Linked DNA regions of Mus musculus: all the other regions are linked to region 4. A link is a loop called in an ENCODE intact Hi-C map of the cell type or tissue named here. Cell type or tissue: left cerebral cortex. All regions are shown on one strand. Region 1 overlaps Dgki (diacylglycerol kinase, iota). Region 2 holds the start of Ptn (pleiotrophin). Region 3 has its middle 8.3 kb from the start of Ptn. Region 4 holds the start of Gm52857 (a long non-coding RNA gene).

The links. Hi-C counts contacts between places; a loop is a spot of excess contacts. Peaks named below come from ENCODE experiments on the same cell type or tissue, not always from the same donor. Only the 100,000 strongest peaks of a DNase experiment are listed, where the experiment ranks them.
Region 1: a loop joins it to region 4, with 2.9 times the contacts of the local background. A loop is called at or near these places in 8 of 42 quality-filtered maps.
Region 2: it touches region 4 in a loop (4-fold over the local background); 8 of 42 quality-filtered maps call a loop at or near these places.
Region 3: it touches region 4 in a loop (8-fold over the local background); 8 of 42 quality-filtered maps call a loop at or near these places.

What each region holds. Positions count from the first base shown.
Region 1 is chr6:37,034,292-37,039,291 of GRCm38, forward strand. It overlaps Dgki (diacylglycerol kinase, iota), which reads right to left. Exons shown (of 34, transcript NM_001081206.2): 13 at 293-406. Among named protein-coding and RNA genes, the nearest start is that of Gm52857, 130 kb to the left of the region's middle. In left cerebral cortex, CTCF peaks have their summits at 2,936 (motif pointing left) and 4,398; DNase peaks (open chromatin) are centred at 3,099 and 4,384; H3K27ac peaks cover 369 bases.
Region 2 is chr6:36,806,715-36,811,714 of GRCm38, forward strand. Ptn (pleiotrophin) reads right to left here and starts at 3,465. Exons shown (of 5, transcript NM_008973.3): 1 at 3,180-3,465. In left cerebral cortex, CTCF peaks have their summits at 2,621 and 3,365; DNase peaks (open chromatin) are centred at 1,366, 1,863, 2,126, 2,766 and 2 more places; H3K4me3 peaks cover 2,596 bases; H3K27ac peaks cover 3,753 bases.
Region 3 is chr6:36,815,946-36,820,945 of GRCm38, forward strand. No RefSeq gene overlaps it. Among named protein-coding and RNA genes, the nearest start is that of Ptn, 8.3 kb to the left of the region's middle. In left cerebral cortex, no CTCF peak of the experiment used is centred here; DNase peaks (open chromatin) are centred at 248, 2,589, 3,260 and 3,549; H3K27ac peaks cover 2,051 bases.
Region 4 is chr6:36,901,000-36,905,999 of GRCm38, forward strand. The region is part of intron 28 of Dgki (diacylglycerol kinase, iota); the gene reads right to left. It overlaps Gm52857 (a long non-coding RNA gene), which reads left to right and starts at 2,534. Exons shown (of 3, transcript XR_003956276.1): 1 at 2,534-2,756. In left cerebral cortex, a CTCF peak has its summit at 3,015 (motif pointing left); DNase peaks (open chromatin) are centred at 1,439, 2,522, 3,030 and 3,595; H3K27ac peaks cover 3,147 bases.

The sequences.
Region 1 (5,000 bases), 130 kb after region 4:
CAGAACTGCTTCTCATGACCACTTGAGACTGACCCATTGGCCATGCCCTGGTAGATACTTCAACACTCAACCTATCTGTGCACTAACCATGTGTTTTCTTCACACTCAACCCCTCCTCCCTGGATGATTCTAAGTCTAAAGTGAAGAAATGACAAAGAAACAGGCCATTTGAGTCCCACTTCTAACTTGTCCCTCTGACAGCAGTAGCTTACTGCTTCTAGGGGCGAGCACAGAGTGATCTGCAGGTCTGGCTTGCTCCTCTATGCTAAGGGCAGCCGCCTCCAGTTCTTACCCCTCCCCAGTTGAGCGTCCGAGCCAGGTCATTCCCAGTCCCCAGTGGAAGCACCCCCACAGGAGGCTGTGGGCTCAGCTGCAGCTCGTCCAGGATGGAGAGGATCCAGCCCACCTACAGACACATTGGGGGCCAGAAGGGAGAAGAGAAAGACAATAAGTCACCAGGAAGGAAATTGAGGAGGCTTGGAAAGGTCAGAATGCTTAAAACACATGTTTAATACAGTGGTCAGACAACAGAAAGCCTGCTTACTTCAAGTGCTTTCAAAATGGTCAAACCTTAAATAGGAAAAAAGACCACTTTATGCATGCTTTATTATATAATCAAATGGGGACTCATAAATCTGCATGTTTATCTAGAATGATACTTTAAAATTTAGGGGAATTTAAGGTCATTTAGATGGGGTAATAGAACAGAGTACCAGAGAGAATATAAAACTCAGAATCAGACTAAATTCCAATGCAGCTCATACAGGCTACAGAACCTTGATTAAGCTGCATAACTTTACAGAGACTAATTTATTTGATTTTCAAAATGAGATAATGAGACCTACTTCACAGGGCCGTGTACAGCTTAAACCACAACGCATCTAAAGACTGAACACTGGTCTATGGCCGATACAGGCCCTCGTTGCATGACCACCCTCCACAGCATCATTTTGGAAACTCGTAGTTTTCCTAATTGTCCCTAAAAATCTCTTTTATGATTCACTATGGAGACAAGACTGTGCATGGACTTAATGTCTCAGATAAATCTAAACAGAAAGTACATACTAGGATCACAAGCCCCGCTTAATCTGTGTTCTAGAAGAAAAAAATCCTTTGAATTTAGCCATATTACAATACAAACAAACAGCTCCTAACCTCAGCATAGCAAAAAAGAAACCTACATGTCTTTAGGATGTCACACAGACCCACGTTCCATACATAGGTCTCCCTAATAATTTTCAACTATGGCTTACATGGTGGAAGTACAGATGACACATGTCAAGAAGAGATTATGTTAAAGGTTATGACTTCAGTTCCGGTTGCATATTAACCCATTCTACCCCAAATTTGGGGCGGAGGGGGGGGGAAATCCTACTATAAGCCACTTAAAATTCTTCTCCTATTCTCTGACAGATGAGCCTTATCCTTTAAGTGTTCCATTCCAGAGCTCAGCAAAACAGTGACATGTTTTAGTCTATACTTGTATGAGTGTCATGGGGTTTTCTTTTAACAACATGCTAGCACTGCATTTAATGAGCACCACCAACTACATGCACAACAGAGCAGAACGGCTGAAATAACGAGATTAATGAGCTGGGCTATGCTGGATAAGACAAAATGGCTGCCCTCAGAGTTCACGCTGGCAGAGGATGGTACACTGATTACAATCTCTATGCTATCCCCGAGCAACATCACATTATTGAACTTCAAAAATGTCAAGACGAAGCCATTACTATATGCCAACATAAAAAGACTCCGTAAGATAGTTTAATTTTAGTTTCCACTTTGTAAGGGAGTTGAATGATAGAGCGGCATTAGCATCGCATCATTTATACATGAGAACTGCCGTTCATAACGAGGTAAGACTAACACCAGTTAGTGAGGCCAGCATTTTTAGTGCCGCAGAGGAATAAGTTTTCATAAGGAGGTGAGGATCGCAAGGCCTACCAGCACAAGCTCACAGTTCCAAACTTCTCAGGAGGCTGAGGGAGGAGGATGGTGAGTGAGGCCAACCTAGGCAATTTGTGAAGCCCTATCTCAGGACAAAACAAAATAAAGAGGTGAGTGGGGTGTAGCTCAATGGGAAATCTCCTGCTGGCATGCCCCAAGACCTCCCTAAGTTCCGTTTCTAAAACCGAAAAACTACTAACTCAATAATACCAAACCTGGTACTGGGAATGGCCTGACTATCTTAGAGGCAGCAATATGTGATTTTTGACATCTCTGGATGTAGAGAAAGCTCCAAAATTCACTACATGTGACACACTACAAACACAGATCTTCCTAAGTGTTAAGAAGCCATTCCTGGACCATCCTTAGATTGTGACCTGGATTTCTTTAGCTCTTTTTGCTCACACCGTGCCAGTCAAGTGGTCCAGGTGATAAGTCGGCTCTCGTGGCTGTGCCAAACACTGTTTCCTTGCTACTAAAAGCACAGCTAAGCACAATGAAAGCTGAAAGAACTGGGAAACTGTAGGAAGCTTGTGGAGGGTCATAGAAAGGTCACAAGCATCCAGAATGATAAACACAGATGCAGACAGCACTAAGAGAAACCAGAGCTGCAGACATGCAATAGAACTCAGAATCTAATTCAACAATGCATCCAGAGAAGAATATTGGATGCTTCCCCCCCCAAACTTCTCTGAGTCGCCCGTCCTCACTCTTTTTATTTTTCTAGATTTAAATGAGAGATTGTTCTTATTTTAATTTGCCTATATCTCTCTTTCCTTGGGAAGATATTTATATTAGTTCACCCTTACAACATCTGATCTTACTGTAAACACAGCAGTAATAGAAGAGAGAGCTGAGAAAGACATCTTCTTGTCCATCAACAAAACACAGGGCATTAAAGGTGAGGTAAAGAAAACCTTGGGGCAGTGGAGGAATCCAGTCTGCTGTCTGTCTAGTAATGAGGGATGAAAGCAGCCCCCTGCTGGCTAGAGGCTGTACTGGTACCAGTGTTCTCTAGGCAGGGGGAAAGAAGGTTGGAACAGAGTACAGATGCCCACTGCCTGAGGCCCGGCCCCGGGACTGTAACTTGGTATGTCTGGAAGAAACTGAGAGAGCCTCTGTCTGGTAAACAGTTAGGCCAATCTCCCACAAACCCAGGGATGTGTTTCTAGCATGGAAGCTTTCACCACCCACAGCAGACACAATTCTAGTCTGATAAGTCTTAAAATACTCTGTGAGGAAACGAAACAGAGATCGAAAGCGAACATCAAACAACCGCCTCTGAACATGAGCCTACAAAGAAAAACTCTAAGTCACTTGAAAGCTCACACTGAAAGAGATGGAAAAGCAAGAGGATTAGCCACCAAGAAAGGAGTCCTGCGACTGCCTGTGATGGGTTTGGCAGCTGCCAATCAAATCTTCTCAGGCTTAGCTGCTGTCTTGCTTTCTAAAAGAGTGGTTCCCAAGGGATGGGCTTCATCTGCACTCAGCTCTACACAGAGCCTTGGGGACTTTGAGGATCTTGTACCCTCATCTTCAAGGACAAAGTACACTTCTTCAGACTTTCACACGAAGATGTCTTTACACACAAACTGGATGCGCATTTGTGTACTATGTACGTGGACGTATCTGCTTGTGCCTGTGCATGCATATGACAGCATAAGGCAGCACCGTAGCGGGGCAGAGAGCACAGGATCCAGAAGGAGACGCTGGCATTGGAACCAAGCTCCCATGGGTACTGGAGTGAGTGGACCAGTCACTAAGCACACCCCTTCCTCTTCTGTAAAGTGGAGAGTAACGGTGACTGCATGCCAGTGTCATTTTCTCTACTGGACGTGCAGACCTTGCTTTGCACATGCCTGACAACTAAGAAATGCAAACTACCATACCCTTGCCTGTCTTCACACCGGGAAGTCTGTCTTTTGTAAACCATAGATAAAACCAGGAGTCAACTTTCCTGCAACTGAAACAGGCCATCCAAAAGAGATGGGCACAAATGTGCTGCCATAGCAGGAAAATTGGGGGATCACGGGTAACGTCCTACGTGCTTGTCCTTATAAAAGCAAAACAAAAGTATGCAAAGGATCTTCAGGCCTCAAAGCTGGGGGAGTGGGGAGGGCTCGACCTCCCAGGTTGTTATCAGAAGCCTGCTCTTTTCACGATCCCAGATTTCAGATTACAGGCTCTCAAATAGGTTCTCTGTTTTATCCGGCTTTAATGTTCCCCCAAATTATCTGTGCCAGCCCACTAGTCCCATTCCAATTATTTCCTCCCACTGGTGAAGAACATTATCCAGACTGAACCAACACATTCCCAGCTTCCCCGCTCTGCCCTTCAGGACCATCAGGACTGGCAGCTTGAGAACTGAGTCCTCCTGCGTTGCCTCTTGCCTGAGCAGGCACGATGCAGCAGCAGCAGCTGGCCAATGCTGCCACCACCTGCCTGCTCTCAGCTCGAGCTGTCACAGAAGGACACCGAGTGATATTTGCCTTCCACGGTGCACTGACAATGGACAGGGCTGAGGAGTGTGGATGACAGTGAACTGACATTTTCCTCTGACAGAACAGGCAGAAAAGAACGAAGCCCACCTTGGTGGAGAATGGTACGTACATCCCTCCACTCTCACAGAAAAGCAAGGCACAACAGTGGACAGGTACAGCCATCCCTAGCCCTCTGTGTCTAGAGGTTCCTTATCAATGACTTAAGTCATTGCTTGGACTGAAGTTTCCAAGCAAACATTCATGTCTACACTGCAGGTGCACGTTTCCTTCTGGTCACGTTTCCCTAAAAACGAAGCTATTTCCATAGCATAAGGGGGCCAAGTCTAAAGATGGTGTGTGGTATATACAAGAATGCATGTAGGTCCCCACAGAAATGTTACATCATTTTATATCAAGGACTGTGCATCAGACAAGTTGGTATCTATAAGGACTCTTGAAACAAGTCACGCACAGATGCCAAGGAAGAAGTAAACTACCATTTCCTTTTAGTGCTTTATATCCTTAACTTTTAACCTATGATTTAATTTTAATTGTATAACTTACCACACT
Region 2 (5,000 bases), 94 kb before region 4:
TTCCCAAAGAAAGGCCAAGATCCAAATTCTCCTCAAGCCAATTGATGGATAGAAAAAGCAGGACCAGTTCCCAAAGAAGTCCATATCCACATGTTCCTTTCCCATCACTCCCAGGGAGAAGGTGTGGCTTGTACCACAGGACACTAAAGCACTTCCATTTGTTCATGAAACTGGCATCCAGAGGAGAAAACACTTCCCACCCAGCTCAGCTTTCCTTTCAAAGCATGGGTCAGCAACAGTATATGGCTCTGCCCTGTTGGACAATCCAGTATAAACTAGCCTTCTGAGTAAGTAAGGAGCACTCACTCAGTGTGGAGCTCCCTTGCTGTTCCACTGTCCCGAGTAGTCTCAGTTGGGCCTTATCATCAGTACAAGAGTCAAGGACGTTTGACTCGTCACCATGCTGGCATATTTAGAACACAAGTGTCTGGGGAACTGCCATTTGTAACCTTACTTCTGACTGTAGCCTGTTGCTAGCATCACAGCATTTCATATAGCTCAGGCAAGCTCAGAGTGTTCCAGGGAATCACACGGAGGAATGACAGCATGGACGCCACGTGGGGTTGCTACTGAAATGAGAAATCAGAAATATCTCTAGGAGAAAATAAAAACTTAAAACTTAAAATGTTTGATAAAAACAAACTATTTGGGGGCCTTGTATTATTTTCAGTGACCAGGTTTTTATGAAATTGCAAACCAGATCATTGAATTGCAAGAAAAAAAATTACCCAATTAAAAAAAAAAAAAAGTCCGATCTTGCTTCAGACTGCTGTTTGTAAAGACTAAATAAGAAACATGAAAACCAACTGGAGGTGGTGACACAGACCTTTATTCCTGGCACAGGAGACGCAGAGGCAGGCAGATCTCTGTGAGTTGGAGACCAGCCTGGTCTACATCGTGAGTTCCAGTACAGCCAAGACTACATAGAGAAACTCTGTCTTGAACAATAATAATAAAATAAAAAAAGAAAGAAAGAAAGAAAGAGAGAGAGAGAGAGAGAGAGAGAGAAAGGAAGGAAGGAAGGAAGGAAGGAAGGAAGGAAGGAAGGAAGGAAGGAAGGAAAAGGAAGGAAGGAAACAATGAAAGATACAAAGAAAGAAAAAAAACCATAAAACTTTCACTAAACAGGTAAGATCAGGTCCCCAGTGTCCTAGAAAGGGGTTCTGAAATACAGACAATTAAATATTATATAATACATATAATACAATATGCAGTCAAATATATTCTATTCTCATCCCCTATGGGATATAATTTAGGGATCAGATGACTAAAACATCATGTTAACAGTAGGTCTGTCTCGCCCACAGCTCTACCCCTGAGAATATAAGTGTTTGTGCCTCAGACAAACACTTGAATCCACACTCTAAAGGGGCTACAGTTTACACACAGCTGGTGTGGGGTGTGGGAAAAGCATTGCACATACAAGCAGTCCACTCAGTGAGGAAGACCTGGGTCTATGAGCAGCAGGAGAAAGATTACCTTCTTCAAAAGACTTTAATTCTGATGAGAGAATTTTTAAAAGTTCCTTACAGTTCAAAAGCATGGTATTGGGGTTTTAAAATAAAATGATTTCATTTTGATAAGAAACAACCACTATTGGTGGTCTGAAATTACACAGGGCCCAAAGAGGAGTGGGAGGGCACCTGAGTTTCCCTTGAATTTAACTGGACTATAAGTGTTTCTAATGACTTGGCCTTGAAGGCACATAATTTACTTTAAAAGGGACATAATGAGTCTGGCAAACACCAGCCTTCTGTGCTGTGTTGGCTGACTTCTCTTTTGTTTCGCTCTCATTACCTTTTAATATTCTCACAGAACAATTCATTCCCAGATGATCAAAGGGCCCAAATGGGCTGGACCGTTTCATCAGCTCCACGTTTGCCTGGGATCGTGAAATTGCTCCATTATGTTGTTAGTTCAAAAGCTTTTCTTTGGTAGTTCCTGAAGTGCCTCCCAGGCCCTTCCTTCCAACACACACACACCACACACACACACACACACACACACACACACACACACACACACACACACACTTTTTAAACTATGCCTGGTAGTTTCAAGAGGAAAGATGCTGACCCACTAGAACTCTGTTACTTTGTTCTCCCCTGAAGTGTGCATTCCTTCTGTGAGGCACCCACTCTACTTCTGAAGTCTCGCTCTGCTCCTACAGCTCCAAAGTCCTTATTACTAAGGAGACAAGAACTAGTTAGCAATCTGTATGTGAGTTACATGTGTGCTCTTGTATTTATATGCCACATCAGATCCCATAGAAGTGTGTGTGTGTGTGTGTGTGTGTGCGTGTGTGTGTGCATGTGTGTGTGCGCATGCACACACACATATTTTAGAAGAGAGGAAAGGTTATGTTTTATGCACAAAAGAAGTGACTTTTCTTCTCAAAATATATTATGGAAACAACTGGAATATCACCTCAGAAATTCCGGGTGTCTGCCAAACTCGTCTTTACCACAACCCTGGCTTATTTGGATACAACTGAAAACGTAAGTGCTTCTATGCCAGTTGGCATCCCAACCAAGCAAAGGTAGACTCCAAAGTGTGCCTTTGAAACTTTGGACTGAACTGTTTCTAGAAGCGTTTCTGGGCTCGTGGGCAGGCTAGGGAGTGCAGGCTGCTCTGGCGGAGATGTTTCTCCATCAGCAGACACAGGAGGGGCAGGCTGCCAGGCATGTACCACACCTAGAGCGGGCAGCAATTGGCAGTTGGCAAGCTCTAGGGCAACCTGAGAAGTGGAGGTAGGAAATGAGACCTGTCTACTGATACACCCTTTCTTCTCTCTCATGCCTACTGGGCCAGACACACCCACCAAAGCTCCAGGTTTTACAAAGAGCACAAATGTGCCCTCTCCCGCGCTTTGCATGCTCTGGCAGGTAGCAGGAATTCGGTCCCCATGCACTCTCCACAGCCCAAAAGCTGCTTTCCTTCTTCCCATCCAAGCACATGCTAGGTTACTTAGCTCATTCCCCCCAAAATTTCCTTTCGGCTGTTTTGCCTTCTGGAGCAAGTCCGTTTTTAAAAGCAGTCCTATTTAGCGGACTCCAGGCAGCCTCTCTCCTGCTCCAACCCCCTCCACGTACTGCAGGCTACCAGAAAAGTGGCTTTGGGGGGTAGGCACACTGCACCAGAGACCCTTTGGAGAAAACCACAGGGTATCTTGCACTTACTTTGGCTTGCAGAGGTCCTCGCTGACTAGCTGGCTGCCTTTGTTGCAAAGTGCGGGCGAGGTTTCTGCAGACTCCAGGTATCGCTGGCTGATGCTCCTGCCTGGGCGGCTGCGCTCTGCTCTCCCCCCTTCTGGATGGATGACTCAGTGCTTTCTTTCTTCCCCTCTCTCCACTTTGGGTTTTCTTGTGCTCTGGGGCTTCCTTGGCGGGATATTTGGACGGGTAGGCGGGGAACCTGATCCTGCCTTCACTCAACTACACCCTGCCGGGGAGGGAAATAGAGAATGGGAGGGACGAGAGAGGGCAGAGAGAAGAAGCAGGCTGTGCGAGGGAGGAGGGGAGTGCTTTGCCCCCGAAATCTGATTGGGAAGCTTATGAAAAGCAGGCTACTCTGGGGGCAGTCTTTCCCCAAACGGATCTGTGTAGAAAGACCATGGGTTATAAGACCGTTTGTTCTTAGCACCCACCCAGCACCATATTTTTTGTACAAACTCCCAAGAACCATGTTTTTCTCCCCCTCCCATGGGTCCATAGCTCGGCTTATCAAGCTGGATATCTTAATTGGAAAATTGACAGCATTTTAAACTACAGTTTTGGTACAGCTTTAAACACACACACACACACACACACACACACACACACACACACACACACACACACACACACGATATTCTATTCGAGATTGGGGGAGCCATGTGCAAAGGCAGCTGTCCCTTGCTCTCCGCCCCTAAAGGCCTCCCTGCAGGGAGTCCCTGCTAACTTCAGCTGACAGTTGCAGCTCACCTCCAGTCACAAAGCTGCAAAGCAGTTTTTTCTGGGTTGTCACTAGGAGTGACAGATCTCTGAAATTTCCCAATTAAATGTCACTTTCCTTTAGGGAATTTTTCCATTCTTGGCTTCTTCGATGCCTTCGGGTCACATATTTTGTGGCATGCTCTTGGCAAAGAACACAGGGGGGTAATCAGTGTGGCTCAAGCTCTGGGGTTTGTAAGAATTAGAGTGGGCTTCCTGGCTTCCTGAGACCTTCCTCTCCTTTAACCAAGGAGAGCAAAGTGACAGTTTTGAGTCACACATAGAAACTGACCAGAAAAGATGGAGTAAAACCCCAATTTGCCCAAACACGGTCAAATTATAAAACTGGCTCCAATTTCTCACCAAAGATACATCTCTTCAACTCAACTTACAGATCCTATGGATTCCGTAGGGTGTTTTAAGCCCTCACATCTTAAGACCACTCCTTTCCTAAAATTACAGCCATTGGTTATGGCAAGTGGTTTTAAGGACTAGGAGTCTTCTATTGGCTGTTACCTGTACCAATGTCCAAGAGTAATCGAGGGACAAAGGTGACCCTGCAGGAGTAGAGCTTTTAGTCCACTAATCTTCGTTTCTGCCCCTCCCCCCACCCCGCCCTCCAACGAAAAAATGGACAGAAATTCACATTTACACCTGATCTGTATTCTTTACAGTCTCTTCTGCTAAACCACCTTTCCACACACAAATTGCACATGCCTTCCTCAAGACCAACTCCCAGGCTATGCACATCCCTGTTTGAAAGTTCATCTTTGCCATGAAACAGTCCATGTGAGTGTTCATCTGGTGTCACCTGTGTACATCATGAACTACTCATAAGCTTTCTTTACTGTGAGAAAAGTTCACCATTTCCTACAGTTCCACAGTGAGCTAAGAAGATGACAGAAAGACTTTCCTTTTTGCCCCTTAATTTTATCTTCATCTTTAGCATATTCCTACTGTCAGTTCAGTAGACCATGCCAGATTAATTATGGTGCTTGTTTCTGGTGTTGGTAAAGCAAGCATGAGAGT
Region 3 (5,000 bases), 85 kb before region 4:
GTTGTGGGTTTGTTTGTTTGTTTGTTTTAATTATCACATTAAATTCTGGGCCAAACACTGCATTAAGTAGAGACTGTGTGTAAAGAAAAATATATATACATTATGAAGTAACATGTCCTTTAAGATTCAAATGAATCTATTTTAACTTCACAGCTTAATGACTTTTGAAAAATGTCCTATGCAGCCACCTCTTCAACGGACCAGTTGCTAATTCTGAATCATTTCTCAGTTCCAGCTGGCAGGCCTAAGCCAACACTCATGTCACATTGCATGTGCTAAGTGTTGGTGTTTTTTCATTCATTCTGTTTTTGAAGTTGATTCATTTTAAGGACATACATTCCCTTTCAACAACTGCAGCAACAAAACCGTGTTCTAGGATGTTGACAAGTAGCAGCTTCACTTGAACTATTCACTTTTATTTACTTATTTCAAAAACTAGATTTTAGTGTCTAACATTGAGAGCTAGTGAATTGACAGTCAACAAGGAAGAATGTAACTGTAGTTTAGTTCTCTGTTACTGTGATAAAATGATGACCAAAGCCAGCTTGGAAGAGGAAAGGATTTGTTTCAGTGAGTATATCATAGCTCTTCCCTTAGGAAAACCATACAGGAACTCAAGGCAGGAACCTGGAGGCAGGAACCGAAGCAGAGGAATGCTTGGCCATGGACCAGAGGCCATGGAGGAATGGTATCAAAGACTGTAGTGGGCTCAACCCTCCCTTATCAATTATTAATTGATAAAGTGCTCTACAGAATTGCCATTGGCCAGTCTGATGGGGGCAGTTTCTCAATTGAAATGTCCTCTTCCAAAATTATTCAGTCAAGCTGACAAATCAAAACAAAAACAAAACAAAAAGTCTCTAAGCAGCACAGTTATCAAGGGTGTCCGTTATGTCCCACGACTGACTCACCCAGAGTGACAGGCCCTGCCTGCCAAAAGATGACACATTACTAACACATGATTTTGACTTTAAATCAAAAGACTGCTCCATCAGTTAAAAGGAAAAGCCACCAAACCTTAGGATAAACATAAGGAGACAGGATAGCCTCAAGCAGAGGGGTTGGGAGTATCATGAAGTCTATTTTGCGGTGGGTATTGAAACTGCCTTTGCTATTGATAACACAAAGACATGGGAACACTCCAAGCTCCAGATTGACTTAATGCAAATCATATGTAGAGAGGCAAATTTGGCATATGTAGAAAACATGGAGACAGCAGCCTAAAAGGATAAAAATGCAAAAAGTGGTTGGTATATCGTCAGGCTTCCATTTGTGAATCTGAACTTCCATAGCATCAGGATATAATGTACTTGGAAAACAGCATCTAAAATCTGGTCCTTCCTAATACACATATGTCTTTATAGAGCCTAGTGTGCTGTTTCTATCAAAGCCAGTGACACTTCTCTGTGGCCTCTGAACACTGCCTCCTGCCCGATTCCTCCTTCACCACGGCATGCTTCTACCATGACCCCGCCCATAGAGCAGCCTGAGCATCAATATCACTTCTCAAGATCACTACTTACTGAGTCAAACAAATGGTTGTCAGTTGGAAGGAATGCAGACACAGGAAGAGGGTCAAAAATGAGCAGCCAAGTCTCCTTGCTCTGCTGTGGAACATGTTCTGACTTTAGGTAAAAGAGCAATGGCTCTGGACCTTCATTTTTTTCTCTGACAGGTGAGACTAGCAGCTTTTAACTTTCCATTAAGTGTTGGGATTTGATATTTCATAACTGTGGGGAATTAGACATCCCTAAAGAAGATGTGTCCACAAAAGTACCTCTTACTTTGACTTCCAATCCTTACAGTCTTCTCCTATCAGTGTTTCTCAACTGGTGGGTTATGACCCCTTTGGGGGATTCAAACAACTCTTTCACATGGCTCGCCTAAGAACATCAGAAGTGTCAGATGTTTACATTATGATTCATAACTGGCAGATTGAAGTAACAAGGAAAATAATTGTTATGATTGGGGGTCCCCACAACATAAGGAGCTGTATTTAAGGGATTTAGCATTAGGAAGGTGGGGACTAACTGCTGTGTTAGATGATCAAGCGTGGCAACGATGCTGTTCCTCGGAATCCTGTAAGTTTGCAGAATTTTCCCATGTATTCATCATTTAGCACACACCATGACCTGTATGAAGATGACCGTCATTGTTCCCATTTCACAGGAATCTTAGGTGAAATCTCCTAATGGGGACAGTGGTAACTTATCATGGAGGTAATTGGGGTTTTTGGTTGGTTGTTTCTTTTAATTTGGGAGTTTTTACACAATTTCCTCTGCCTCTCCATGGATGGCAGAAAATGTCATGCCCAAGTAAACTGGATTTTACATACTAATGGCAGTTTTGCAAGGTAATGAAAACAGGCAAGGTTATAATGTATACTGAATTTTGATGTTCTTTAAGTCATTAATCTTTATCCATGTACCCAAACATGTTTAGGGGAATCAGGCAAAGAAATACAAACTGGAGACATTTGGTTATGGCTGCTGGGGCTCTCTGGTTTACTGCCAAATCAGTTGCTTGTGGGTGATTCATCATCCCAGTTTGATTTTGGAAACAATTTTCAGTTTCCACTAGTCATGAATATTTAAGACCCTATTATTATTTGAAACCAACTTTACCCTATGATATTCAGCACAGCATTTTCCAGGATTCAAACAGAACGTGGCTCCAAGATGTCATTACATGGATGGAGTCTGCAATGCAAGGAATCGAGAAAACTCTCAACAAATGCATTACATGTGGCTGCAAACACACAGGGAAAGACAAAGGGGGCGATGAAGGAAATGTCCCCATAAATTATGCTCACCAAATTATTCTTCGAGATAAAATATCAGGATAGTCATTAATTCCTTAAAGTGGGAGAATGTGATAGAGAGAAATTTAGAAAGCAGAGTCAGAAGGGAGGGGATAAAGCCAAACATACTGACTTCTTTGTTTATTCAAGATTGATTTATAGCTTCTTATATCTCTAAAGCAGTTTTTCTTTCAAGAACCATCTTATCCATTTCCTGGTAAATGTGCATAACAAAATAGATACAGATGTTGGATAAGCAAGTTAGAAATGGACACTTTCCTTAGTCCTAGCTCAGTTTGCAGCAATTTCTGCTTCTACCCACCCCACCCCCCTGCCCTGCACCGCCCCACATGGGTCTGGGTTGTGCATGAAAAGAGAGATTCTGTGACTAATATCAATGAGACAAAGAAATGAAAGTTCTCTAATCCCTGGGCCAGGCGCCAGCCTTTCCACTGTACGGGGCCATTGGCCAGAAATCCCACTGTATGCTGGGCCCAAAGCCAACCAGGACTGGATACAATGAGTTTCACAGCCACCTTTTCAGAGCTGACAGCAAATGTTGGGGCACCAACAGCCTTTGATAAGAGCTCCAACTTTCTCTCTAACATTTCTACCCCATAATAATACAGCTTTTCTCTCTCTCTTTTTTCCCCCTCAATTTATAAAGCAGTACTCTCTTGAAGATTGCTTAGTGCTTTGAGAGACTCGATCTCATTCATCTCAGTACTTATGGGCAGAGGAGCTGGGGCTGGTAGCCAAGACTAGGAAATCAATATTCTCTTCCTGTTTTGAATGAAGAAGAGAGAGGGAGAACGGCACACCACTTTATGCAACAGTTCATTCTGTTGCCTACTTCTCCCGGCAAAGTCTCACATGAACTTTCTTCCTCAGATCGAGTGAGCTGATTCTGAGCTCTGCAAACCTGGCTGTTTGATTCCTAATGAGTTGTTTACTTAGGGCATCTTCTGTCCTCTTAAGACCAGGGACTTTTGAAAGGCTAAATACATACACAAACGTGTTAGTACTGGCCTCCCTTGTTGACCTTTCTGGCTGTTTCACATTTAAATATTGATTTTCATTCCTTCTTTCACTCTCCCTGTCTCCTCACAATGGCAGCAGCTGCCAGGAAGCTAGAAACTTCATGCCAAGAAAGCACCCAGGAGAGTATGACACCATTAAAATATTTTCTTACCTAATACTTTGCTGTTGTTCTCTACAAGTCTTGAGCAGTTAGCTGAATATTAGGTACTACTCATCCATTGGGAGATGTTGGCTCTGACTTCCATTAGAGACATTGAATTATTTAGTGGGAACAAGAGCCCCAATCAGCTGTCTGCTTAATGGTTGCCTCTTGTGTCCATTCATATTCTTCCCTTAAAAACAGAGCACACATAATTTACAACTTGTTAAGTTTAGTTGTGAGTAGTTTGGAGGGAGGGGCTTACTTTCCAGGAATTAGGTTGGATAAAGCACACATAGAGTACTTTAAAAATCCAGAAATGATGAAGACCTCATCTAATCACAACCTTCTTTGATTTCAGATCTTGTCATAAATTATTCTGGAAAAGAATTTTCTGATTTTGCATCACTCAGAGTGTAAATGAATAGTAACTGCTCTCAGAACTCAGATTTCTAACACTCATGCCAGTTTGTTAATGAACTGGGTGTACATGACATCTTTGACTAATGCTTATGGTAACTCGGGTGGAATATAATAATGAATGAAGCAGCCCTGACCTAGAAAGACCTAGGCCACGTGTCCTCCTGTATCTGTGGCACTTATTTCACACCTTCTGTCAAATTGACAAAATATTAACCAGCATGCCAATGTGGGGAAGTAACCATCTACTGGGAATCCCTCATGTAAAACTGAGAAAGGCTGTGCTCTACATAAAACAAAAGAAGTAGTATGTACTGGTTGAGGTGATTCCTGTGGGAAGTAATAGCAGTCTACATGAGTAAGCTAACCCTGAGGGACAATAGGCTAGAGAGCATAGAACTGATTAGAGGCATGGTCCGTATGCTGAGCGAGAAAACACAAAATGATAAAAAAAAAAAAAAAAACAACTTCTAACTCTCCAACTTCACAGAGAATAACACTGGTTTTTGAACTAAGGACTTAGAAACAGTTCCACCCTAGGAATCTTGACTTTGGAGCTTTGTGAAACATGCCAGAGGTGGAGAATGTATTGTTCAGCAA
Region 4 (5,000 bases):
CAACTGAAGGCTCAGGGACACTGCAGAAGAGGACCTAGAAAGGCTGCAAGGACCATAGGACTAGAACAATTTCTTCTGGATAGAGATTTCTAGACATGTTGGAAAAGCTCCAGAGAAACATCCACTGTTTTAGGTAGAAGATCATGCCATTAACTAGCACGTTTTTTTGAAAGTTTACCTTATATATCAACTAATACAGACACAAAGATTTCAAAACAAAAGATGTTTGAATTCTTAAATCAAAATTTCAAAATGAGCAAATCTGTGTTGAAGGTTGTAGGTAATATCTCTAGACTTCTGATGGACTACGTTCATTCTCTGAAATAGAGGTTTTCCACAGAACCATGTGAATATACAAAACTGTCTAACTACAGGTTTTTGTAATGTATCGCTGTACTAGATCATTCTATATGAATAGGATTGTGAGGGAATAAGACCTAAGACATCCACTGACCATTGGATACTTTATAGGACAGAACTGTATCTAGATTCTTCACTCCTAAAGCACAAGATCAAAGACCATTCTTAAACTGCCACCCATACACAAATTTCCATTCAAAACCTCCTATCTTTCATGTAGGTCAAGTCACAAGGCCTAAGAACACTGAAAACTACATGCCTAATTTCCTATGAGCAAAGTGACAAGATATGATAGCAAAATGGGTTAGTCAAGGCTTATGCCTTAGAGTGTTAATTCTTATCCCACTTCACTGCTTTACCTCGGTGACCTTGGAGCTAAAGTAATAGATGCCATGACTATTCTAGTCTTTATAACCTCGTATGATGCTTTGCAACAGGTCTTGGAGATATGTATTTGTGGTAGTTCTCATTCGTTGCTCTAAACTTTTAAGGTTTATAGATTTATATATTTTGAATGTTAGTCTCTTTGATATGTTTTTGAAGCCTCAAAACAATGTTTTATTGTTTTATAGTGAATGCAGTTCATAGCATTCACTTAAAAGCACCTATAATTTCTCTTCTTTGTCCTTCCTCGGGCTATATGCATCATTTCCTCCCTGAGAAACTGGTTGTCAACACAAGATAGAGTGGATGAATACTAGGAGCCTACCCCACACTTAAAAAAAAAGAACTATCTACAAAATGATGCTTGTCCCCCTTCTCAGCATCACCATCATATGTACTTAATATTTATAAATGACCACGTGGTGGGAGACCATCAGAAGGATGGGGTTACCACATTGAGATGAGCTTAAAATGAACATTCAAGATGGGTATGAAAGCCAAGTCTGAGATGCAGAGTAGAAATTATCTTCTGAAAATACTCAGAAGGGAGGTATTTTTCTAAGAGGGACTGTAGATGGGGTAGGAGAACTCTTAGATAGTTACATCAGACACACAGGCTTGCCCAGTACGACAAAATCATAACAGGAAACAAAGCAGCGTCTCTTGATGCGCTGGATCCTGTTTTGCCTCTGCACACTGCTCAGCACACTATGAATAGTCTTAGCAGTAAGCTACATGAGAGGGACTAAGCAGTGTGTACAGCACACATGCCCGAGCACCAAAGGCAACTGCATGCATGCTGTACACTCTGCTTAGTTCCAGTAGCTAACATAGCACTTTCCATAAGACTAAGGGATTACACACCCTACTCAGCACACGCCCTTAATCCCAGCACTCGGGAGGCAGAGTGGAGGGCAGCCTGGTCTATGAGTTTCAGGATAGCCTATCTATTAGAAGCTTCTTACCAACTCTCCATGTTCTTGCCCAATCCACCTTTCCCTCTCTTTCTCCCTCCTCCCCTCCCCTCGTTCCTTTCTTTCTTTTCCTGGTCACAGTCCTGAGATCTTCCTAGGCTCCCCTCATCTTTACCTCTCACTCTTTGGTAAAACACAATCTTTTTGCAATGAAGCACACCACATAGGTACACTCTGTTGCTATGGTGAATTTTTGGAAATATCTGGGCCTGGAGTATTCTGCTTGGCTATGAGACACCTAAGGGGTCTCAAATGGAAAACAATTTCTCATGGGACACTCCTTCCAGGCACATTTTCAGGGTCCTGTTTACTACTAAAGAAATGCCATCTTTGGGTTCCCACTGTTCCACTGTTAAAGGCTGCTGCTGCAGACTTAGCAGCTCCCAGTGCCTGCTGATGGGCACAGATTTCCACTTACATCAAGGAAACCCAGGTGTGCCTTAATGCACTTTGAAAGTGAACTGTAGATTCTTATTTCTAGGCAAGGGCTTTTCTCACTTAAACTTCCACCAAAGGTCTGTGTGTCTATCCCTAGAGGACTCCATTCCATGAAGTCTCATGGAGGACTTGTTGAGAAACACTGAGCCAGCCAATAGGTCCAAGGTACAACTTTGTTACCGTTACTGGGGCCCCAGAGCATCTATAATTAAGGACAAGAGGACCAAAAGTCCTTTGCTTGAGACTCTCCATCAGCTACACAAACCCGCCTTTGTTTGCTTTTGTTCCTTCTCGTTATGCTCATTTCTCTAAGACAATGAACAAAGCACAGATGTCAAAGAGCTCAGGCGAGAAAGAGACAGAGAGAGAGAGAGCAAGGATGAAAGCTACAGCAGCCACACAAAGTAGCATTGAGAGGAGAGAGACAAACACACTCTATTCATGTCCCCTTCAGGGACAGCCAGAGGGCCTCAAAGGTAACATTCACTCCCAACACAGGGAAAGGGCAGAGAGTGGGGGAGGAGCGCAGAGATGGGCATCGTCGATGAGGTGACAGTCCCAAAATGCACATCACAAACACGGGTGAGCTCTTCATTTGAGGTGAGTATCTATCCACTCAATTACCACTCCATCTTCAAAATTCTCCACGCAAGTACAGCCACGGATGACCCGTGTGAAAGCTGTGTTCGAAATATACTGTCATTTTTAAAAAATAGATTCTTGCATTTACATCTATTAATCCTTTTTAAAAGCAATTTCATCATTAGCTTGTACAATTTGCTTTTCCAGCCTGAAAACTCTTCCTAGTCAGTTTCTGGAGGCCCCTAAACACCCTTTGAATTGAAATGTTACTGCCACCTACCGTTCCTTTCCAGGAATGTAACCAAAATGAGAAAGGAGTTTCTTCCAAGCGAAAAGGGCCAGGGGGCCTTGACACAGGAGAGTAATAGATAAAGGAGGTAGAGTCAGGTTTACCTATTTATTCAGCATGGAGATCTGACTGTCACACTGCGTGTAAGCATTTGAAATCTGTGAGCAATCAGCCTTTGCAAAAGCATTTGTCAGCATGCGTCTGAAAAAGGAAACATGGAACAGGAAAGATACAACCAAAGGAGACACACACAGAGGGAGTCAGGGGTATAGCCTTTAGAAACCAGACTCATGCTTTAGCAGCACTTGGGAAGCCCTGACTCACAGCTCAGTCTGGGACACAAATCTGTTTGCATTTTGGGAATATGTGGTTTATTTTAATTTAACATGCTATTACATTTATTTGTGTTGATGAGGGATACTAAAGGCAAGCAGAGGAACCACAATAATGACAACGGGCCAGAAAAGTGCCCGCGGCTCTCTCTGAGAACAACGGAGAGTTTGCATAGCGCTGGTAAGGACTCAGACTGGTGCATCGATGAGAGATGCTTAGAACACTTCCAGACATTTACTAGGAACTTGATGTGGGACTGAGGCTAACCATCCGCGGAGAGCAAGGAAGGAAGGCCAGGCTGGGGCCCACATTCCCTTCTGCTTCCTGAATATCAGTTGCCACGTCCAGTAATGTGGTAGGAATCCTGTGGAACGGGCTCCCCAGGATTCAGCTCTGAGAAGAATAAACTGGCTCCTTCAGTGCTGGGTTCTGCTCCTATTCAGAAAGGGAGAAATGATGTTTTGGGCCCCAGTGAAAGTGTGCCCACTCTTCTGATAGCTCCAGAATGTTCTAAAGGGCTATTAATAATCATGACTAAAGAACTTGCCCCTTTAGCAGAGAGGCGGTATCAGTTGGTGGAACTAGTATCCCTTGTATGGATGGTCACTTGTTTTAGCTTTGGACACCATCCTCCCTACCCTGGATCTCTACTGCACTTATAAAACTGATGAGAGCCAAAGCCATCCTGTAACTGGATTAAAGAGGGCTGACTGTACAAAATCCCACGGCACAGAACACCTGGTACTGGCACAGGGATGTTCCCAGGGGAGACAAGACGGGCTGTGCACAGAGCCTCCCTGTTCTTGGGAACACTTTTGTTTGAATTGGCCCAACAGCACTCCAGCTTCTGCATACAGGAAGAGATGGAGATACAGCTATGTAGTTTTAAATGATACCGAAGCAGCTCCATCGCAAAAAAAATCTCTAACATTTTGCCAGCTTCTCACAATGCCTGGAGGCAAACTGTTGTGGAAGGCAAAGCTATCCTCTTGGCTCTGGTTTTATTATTTTTTTTTAAATTTATTTGAGATTTCTATTTTTATGTTCATGAGTGTTTGCCTGCAGGCATATTTGTGCATCACATACATGCAGTGCCCACTGAGGCCAGAAGACTTTGGGTTCCCTGGGACAAGACTTACAGAAGGCTGTGAGCCACCATGTGGGTGATGGGAGTGGAAACCAGGCCTCAAGAAAGGCAGCTTGTGGTCATAAACACAGAGCCACCATTCCTCTGGGTTTTATTTTTTGTTGTTGTTTGTTTGTTTGTTTGTTTGTGGGGGGTTGAGACAGGGTTTCTCTGTATAGCCCTGGCTGTCCTGGAACTCACTTTGTAGACCAGGCTGGCCTTGAACCCAGAAATCCGCCTGCCTCTGCCTCCCAATTGCTGGGATTAAAGGCATGCACCACCACTGCCCAGCTCTGTGGTTTTGGTTTTTTTTTTTTTTTTTTTTTTTTTAAATAACATTCATACGAGTCCCTTGCAGTCCCTGTCCACTGTTTCCAGCCTACTTGGCAAGCCAAGAAGCAGCAAGTTTTCTGCACATAAGGATTCCACACTTAGATCCACTTATGAATGTCTAGAGTCTGTATATGCAGGCTCTAGATATTAGGATTCCTGTGTGTCCAGTCATCTCCTTCTC